Regions from separate parts of the Homo sapiens genome. Here region 2 is linked to region 1. A link is a contact called in ENCODE Hi-C or POLR2A ChIA-PET data. All regions are on one chromosome and are shown on one strand. The core of a region is the stretch at or near the end of the contact, and the rest is flanking DNA. Distances in the headings are between cores, read along the strand shown.

Evidence for each region. Hi-C counts contacts between places; a loop is a spot of excess contacts on that map. ChIA-PET counts read pairs that join two places held with the same protein, here RNA polymerase II (POLR2A).
Region 2: a map of HepG2 shows a loop between it and region 1 (2.7-fold over the local background). The contact joins the enhancer-like site here to the promoter of OR6C2 in region 1. A Hi-C loop is called at or near these places in 1 of 168 maps with a recorded cell type or tissue (HepG2). POLR2A ChIA-PET finds 5 or more read pairs at or near these places in 1 of 52 experiments (activated CD4-positive, alpha-beta T cell).

Annotation. Positions count from the first base shown.
Region 1 is chr12:55,442,209-55,445,694 of GRCh38, forward strand. It overlaps OR6C2 (olfactory receptor family 6 subfamily C member 2), which reads left to right and starts at 1,868. Exons shown (of 2, transcript NM_054105.2): 1 at 1,868-1,951. All of the region lies in intron 1 of LOC124902940 (a long non-coding RNA gene), which reads right to left.
Region 2 is chr12:55,498,349-55,501,834 of GRCh38, forward strand. No RefSeq gene overlaps it. Among named protein-coding and RNA genes, the nearest start is that of OR6C68, 7.7 kb to the left of the region's middle. Within about 2 kb of position 1,608, at least 3 of the 41 ENCODE cell types and tissues checked have a DNase peak (open chromatin) inside an H3K27ac peak, as active enhancers do.

The DNA.
Region 1 (3,486 bases), core at 618-3,117:
TCTCACTCATTATTATTTTTAAGTGCCTATTTACACTTAATTACAGATACTTTAAACTTAAGAGATTTTTAAGGCAGAGCTATGTCCTTCTGAAAAAGTCCCACACCCAACAGAAATTACATACTTAATGTTAAGATATTGAGTTAATAGATTCAGAGGCTGAAACAAATAATGTGGTAGCAACATCACTGGCATGTTCTTGCTGTGAGATGGTTTTAATATACCTCAAAGAATGACTAAATTTTATTTTTAACTTGGGGAGGTGAGATATGGTTGGATCTTCAAATCTAATTCCCAGTTGTTTGTGGATCTTCTCTATTCCCATTCATACCAAGTGCCAAATAGGCCAATTCTTTTATCAGTTTCTTTATAGCAAACAGGTTAATTCCAAATTCCCATTCATAAAGCCACAGATGCTTTTGGTATATATCTACCTTTCAGATTATCTCAGGTGATGACTTTACTAAAATTTTCACTACTGCAGCATAACCTAGGCTGTTGCTGCTATATTTTCACTTCAAAGGAAGTCTACAGGTCAAGAAATAAATTTCTTTTAAATGGAGGGGCCCTGAATAATCATTAAAAAATCTACGAAGTGTACATAAAAACATTCAACATATTCTATAGACAATTTTAATAGTATAATTAAGTTTAACAATGTTGATGGAGCAATGGTAATCTGCAAAATTAAATGAATTTCTAATATCATTATATCAAAAATATGCTATGTATAAATAATATGTAAATATTATATAACTATATATTATATATAATTGAAAATAACATAGAACTACACAAATACTTGACAATGAATCTAATGATGGAAGCATAACATACACAAAAGAAACAATAAAATCTTATTGATAAAAATTTACATAGAGGCTATGACTTTCATATCTCTTTGTTATTTAACCTTAAGCAATACTTCTGGCCAGCCCTCCAAACCTAATTTTGTGCACTTTTAAAGCATTCACAGTCAGTTTGAGATGTTACTTTTAAATACGCTTATTTAAAAATCCCAGAAACAAACATTACAAAGCTGGAATGCATTGAAACAGTGGTTCTTAATGGTGTGAACTGTTTTTGAAGGTCATCCATGTAATGATGGTCTTACAAGACATTGTCTGTAGACAGAATAAATAATATATCTGACCTATGTAATTTCTTCTGTTTTTCAAATGTAAATAAGTTATCCTATGATTAACACAATATGAACTGATTTTACAATATCTCTGTATACATAGTAACTTTCATCCACACTGATTTCCATATATGGTAGATACTTCACCAAATTATATTATGGGGGATTAGATTAAGCAAAATATTTTGATTATTAAAAAACAGACATACTCATATCCTTATAAAAGTGTATTAGGAAATAGAATCAGACTTGTGCATTATTTTTCTCATTAGCATGGGCACCAGGCCTCTATCTGATGCTATTGTTCTGCATTACTCTCTCAAAAGAAAGTGTCTCTGTTGCCTCCTATTTTAGTTGCTTTGCCAAAGTTAATTACACAGAAGCTTCATTAGTGATGTTTGAACCTGGCCACTAAGGATCCTCTATTTATTCATATGATCCCAGTGCACTTCCAAGAGATAGAGCAGAAAAAATAAATATTTTGGGGATAGAAAAGCTAACTCTCTGCTCTTCTGAAATCAGAGGAAATCTGTTGCTTTCCTCCCTTACATCAAAATTTCTTACCATTATGACAGAGTCCAAGGAAAATATTTCCAAAGTGTAAAATAAGGAAGTTTCTAAAAAGAGTGTTTATTGTAGCGTGAAAATGCAAAACTAGGAGACCTCAAGATCCTTCAGGAAGTACCTGAAGGTTGATGATCAAGTTAAACCAGTACAAAGTTACAACTTCCTTAACACAACACAGTTCAACCCATTAGGGAGCTGCCACCTGAAATCGTGAAAAATTATCAAAACAGTAAGTATTTTAAGGTAGGTATGACAATTACTTTCTCATTTGAGAGATAAGAGAAAGAAATTTTTGTTGGAGTACTCTTCTGTAATTTTGCTAGTTTAAGCTTGTTTCAAATTTTTAATATGGAAAACTGTAGCGAACATGTTTTTAAACTATTAACAGATCTTTGACAAGACTAAACATCATAGCTAGGACATATTTATGCATTCCTGTGTAGTCACACATGCAGTAGTTTGTGGTCACCCATAAAATATAAAGGACACACAGAAATATGCTTCCAAATCCTTGGAATATATACAAAAAAGCATATTACATTGCTTATATTACATTGCTTATAATGTTAGCTTTTTTCTAAATTGTAAATATTCTCTTATGGTTAAATGTCTGGCCAGAAATAATTCAATCCCTCATATTTATTAGTTCAACAAAAATGCTCCCTTAATGTCTAAGTGACACTAAGACCGAGAGACCTTTGTGTTGTTGCTCATGATGCACTGCACTGCACAAGACGATCAAGGCGTAGAAGACTATTTCACTAAGATAGCTTTTTCCTAGTGTGTGTTCAAAGGGAGAGGCATGAAAACGAAGATGACAGAAAGGATGTCAATTCTCAGTTACTTCATAGTTTATGCTGCTTATTGCACTTTTCATGACCCTGAAGTAGTTGGGAGAAAATTAGTTCTTAAACCAAAATCAAAGAAAAAGGCATAGTAAATTACTAGTACACTACTTTGCTTGTATAAAAGCAAAACTTAGAATACATTGACTTTATCTAACAAAGTCAAAAATGGTATTTGCATGAAAGAGGATTGAGGCAACATGAAAAACCTCAGAATATTTGAAAACAAGGAACTGTTTTTCTTTCCTGGAATAAGATGATGAATAGTGTGAGAGTTTCGCAAAGAGACCAGTTTTGGGGGCAGTAAGGTAATCAAAGGCAACAGTTTTAGTTTTATGGATTTCTTGAAAAACCTTGAGAGTTTCACTAAGAAGTACTAAGAAGTAAGCATATGTGACAAGCTGACTGTGTCTTACTGGCCAGTATGCTCTGTTAGCATCTTCATTCTCATTATGCCAGATTCGTACCATCTCTCTTAACAGATTTGTATTAGGCTTTCTGCATAAGTATGTATTTTCCTGTAATGGTACCTTTAAAGCAAGATGGGCCTTGCCATATGTATCACATGGGATTTTATGAAGCACATGTCCATAAGAGTAAGGAATTCATTTTCCCAGGCCCAGAAGACTGATGATATTTGCAGTAATTTTTTATACGCAAAGCAGGTGAAAAAGCATTCATATAACAAACTAATTGGTATCTTATAAGGAGATACAATTTCATTGAGTGATGGAGAAATAGCAAGAACCCTAGAGACTGTGTTGTCAGATAAGACATATGTTTGTAGCTACCATTATAAATAATTAATGCAGGCTAAGGACTGGAAGCAGTTATTGCTCCATGAACAGAAATAAACTCATTTCCTCTTGCTGAAGAATGTCATAATGGTCAGAGATGACATGAACAAAATAAGACCCATAATGCAAATTAAAG
Region 2 (3,486 bases), core at 358-2,857, 56 kb after region 1:
TTTCTGAATCATAGTGTACCAAGCACCAGCCCTACCATCAGACTTTCTGTCTCACATCAATCAACAGAGTCTATTGTCTCTAACAAGTTGAAAATAGGTGTCTCATACGTGCAAGCAAACATTTCTAGCTGAATCAAAAGCTTTGTCACCCTACATGCCTCCACAGCACTTTGGGTTTTCCTAGGGTTATTAACAATAGAAGTCATAACAGATCGTTTCATTAATGGACTAGGGAGTCATGGTTCCCTTGCTGTATCATTTGCAAAATGATACAAGGAGAAGTGGAAAATGCTTGTACATTTGAGCTTGCCTTCCGTCTTTCTGCTTTTGGAACACAATTATTATGTGAAGATGCTAGGGCTCACCTGCTGGAAATATGTGTGGCCTATCCAGAGCCAACACCAACCACCAGACATGTGAGTAGGACTGCACAAAACAGATCTGTCCTCATTTGACTTACTAAATAATTGGTAATACCTGACTGAGCCAAGCCAGCATCCCTTGGAGTAGAGAGGAACTGCATCAGCAGAACCCTGACCAAATTGACAATTCACAACAGAATTATAAGCAAAAAAAAAAAAAAAAAAGGCTGTTAGTTTAAACCACTAAGTTTTAAAATGGTTTGCTCTGCAGCAAAGGGTAGCATATAGAAACTGGCCCAGAATAAGTTAAGCAGAAAAGAAATTTACTGCAAAATGTAAATGCTCTGATAAATTTAATTAAGCAAGCCTAGAATGTGATCATGAGCAGAGATGAGATGAGCAGTAGGAAGGGTCTTTCCCAAAGACTACAGATACTGTCGAGAGTTCTCATCTGCTAAAAACAACTTTCATTTGAAGCTGTTGCCATTGAGCCAGATGTTGGCAAGGCTGTAGGAATACATGACATGGTTCGGATCTGTGTCCTCACCCAAATCTCATGTCAAAATGTATTCCTCAATGTTGGAGATGAGGCCTGATCGGAGGTGATTGGATCATGGGGGCAGATTTCTCATGAATACGTTACCACCACCCCCTTGGTGCTTTCCTCATGATAGTAAGTTCTCGTGAGATCTGGTCATTTAAAAGTGTATAGCACCTCCCCCTTGCTCTCTCTTGCTCCTGCCCTGGCCATGTGACATGTCTGCTCCCCCTTGGCCTTCTGCTATGATTGTAAGTTTCCTGAGGCCTCCTCAGAAGCCAAATAGATGCCAGTGCTATGATTCCTATACAGCCTGCAGAAAAGTGAGCCAATTAAACCTCTTTTCTTTATAAATTACCCAGTCACAGGTATTTCTTTATAGCAAGGTAAGAACAGCCTAATACAACATCTAATCTCACCTTCCTTCATTTTTATATCACTCACTAAGATTTGAAGTACCAGTTTTAAGAATCCAATTAGCTCATCTAAAACCACATACCTATGCCCTGGGTTTTGCAGGGAGTAAAAGTGAGGGAGAAGGAAAGGAAAAATTACTTGGGTAAACAACTAAGAGACCAGTCCTTAGAGAAGCTGCCTGCCTGAAAAATTACAGCTACAGGCAAAAATAGATCAGTCTGGTGAAAATTCAGACTACAGCTGCACAAATAAGCCACAGATAGGCAGACAGGCAGGCAAAGTCCAGCATACAAGCCCTTTGTTCTTTGTATGATTAACAAGCTCCCAGGAAAAAGTTTCCTTCTCTTTTCAGACAAGTACACAGTGGGCTCTGTGGGCTCTTGCACAGGGAGGAGGCAGGCTTACCTAAAACAAACCCACACTTACACAAACAAAAAAAGCTGCGCTTTGTGCTTGCCTAGAGACATACCCACAGCTGCATAAGATAAAGTGAGCTGCACAGACAGCTTTACTGATAAGAGAAGTTACTTGAACTGCTACAGAGATGAGAAGAGTTTCTTATAAAAGCTTCTGAACTCAACCGTAAAAATGGAAATCCACTCAGACTCCCCTCACCACTGTGCAGAGCTTTCTTCTTTCACTTATTAAACTTTTCCTCCAACCTGACCCTTGTGTCTGTGCTCCTTAATCATCTTGGACATGAGACGAAGAACTCCGGGTAATACCTCACAGGAGAGACTATTACATTGTGGTGCATTGGTGAGACCGTAACAGAAGGACATTCAAAATGTATATTTAAAATGTATGCTTCATCAACTTTGTGAAGCTAATGAAAATAAATAATGTATGCTTTTGTACATTCATTTTGTTTGTACAAACACAAATGAATATTTCGGCTGGTGTGTGTGTGTGTGTGTGTGTGTGTGTGTGTGTGTATGAGACAGAGAGAGACAAGAGACAGAGACAGAAAGACAGAGAAGGCTTAAGAATCCATTTGTCTTTACCCTAAGGGATAAAATTTAATTACCAAACATTTCATCCAGCCCATGCAAATTTCATGATCTTTTTTGTTTGTTTTGTTTTGCTTTGTTTTGTTTCATTTTTTGAGACAGAGTTTCACTCTTGTCACCCAGGCTGGAGTGCAATGGCACGATCTCAGCTCACTGAAACCTCCACCTCCTAGTTCAAGTGATTCTCCTGCCTCAGTTTCCCAAGTAGCTGGCACTACAGGTGCCCGCCACCATGCATGGCTAATTTTTGTATTTTTAGTAGAGACAGGGTTTTGCCATGTTGGCCAGGCTGGTCTCGAACTCCTGACCTAAAGTGATCCACACACCTTGGCCTCCCAAAGTGCTGGGATTGCAGGCATGAGCCACTGCACCTGGCCAAATTTCATGCTCTTTAGATGCTGCTCAATCTTTCTCTGGTTTTCTCATGATCCTATTTTAATTTTATGCAAACTTCAGATGAAACTAATCATCAAAAATATGCCTAAGCAAATCCAGTATTTGATAAAACAGAAAGGTAAAAGAAGATAAAAATTAGCACCTAATCACAAGTCCATATATTTTATTCCTATTTCCCCTCCTATGTTACTTATCCAGATTACAATTTCCTTCATCTAGCATTTTCTCAGCTTTTTATACTTAGCTGGGTGACCAAAATCTTTATTGCTGAGAAATAGTAGTGTTTGTTCATCTTGCTTATGCTTGATTTAGGTACATCTTTATCACGTGTTTTATCCATATATCCTCCTGCTCTACTGTAGTAGTGAATAAATATATTTTAACTTAATAATCAGATTAAGTCACCTGCTTAACACATTGTTTTCTTTTGCATGTTTATATAGTGGTATTAGACGTTCAACATAGTCATCATACAACATATGTCAGTCTGATACCATATCTTTGCTATTGTGAATAGTGCTGTGATGAACATATGTGTGCATGTGTCTTTATGGTAGAATGATTTATATTTCTTTGAATATATACCCAGTAATGGGATGTCTAGGTCGAATGGTAATTCTTTTTTAAGTGCTTTGAGAATTTGCCAAACTGCTTTCCACAATGGCTGAACGAATTTATATTCCCCCCAGCAATGTGTAAGTGTTCCCTTTTCTCTACAACCTCAGTAACATCTGTTAGCTTTTGACTTTTTAATAGTAGCCAT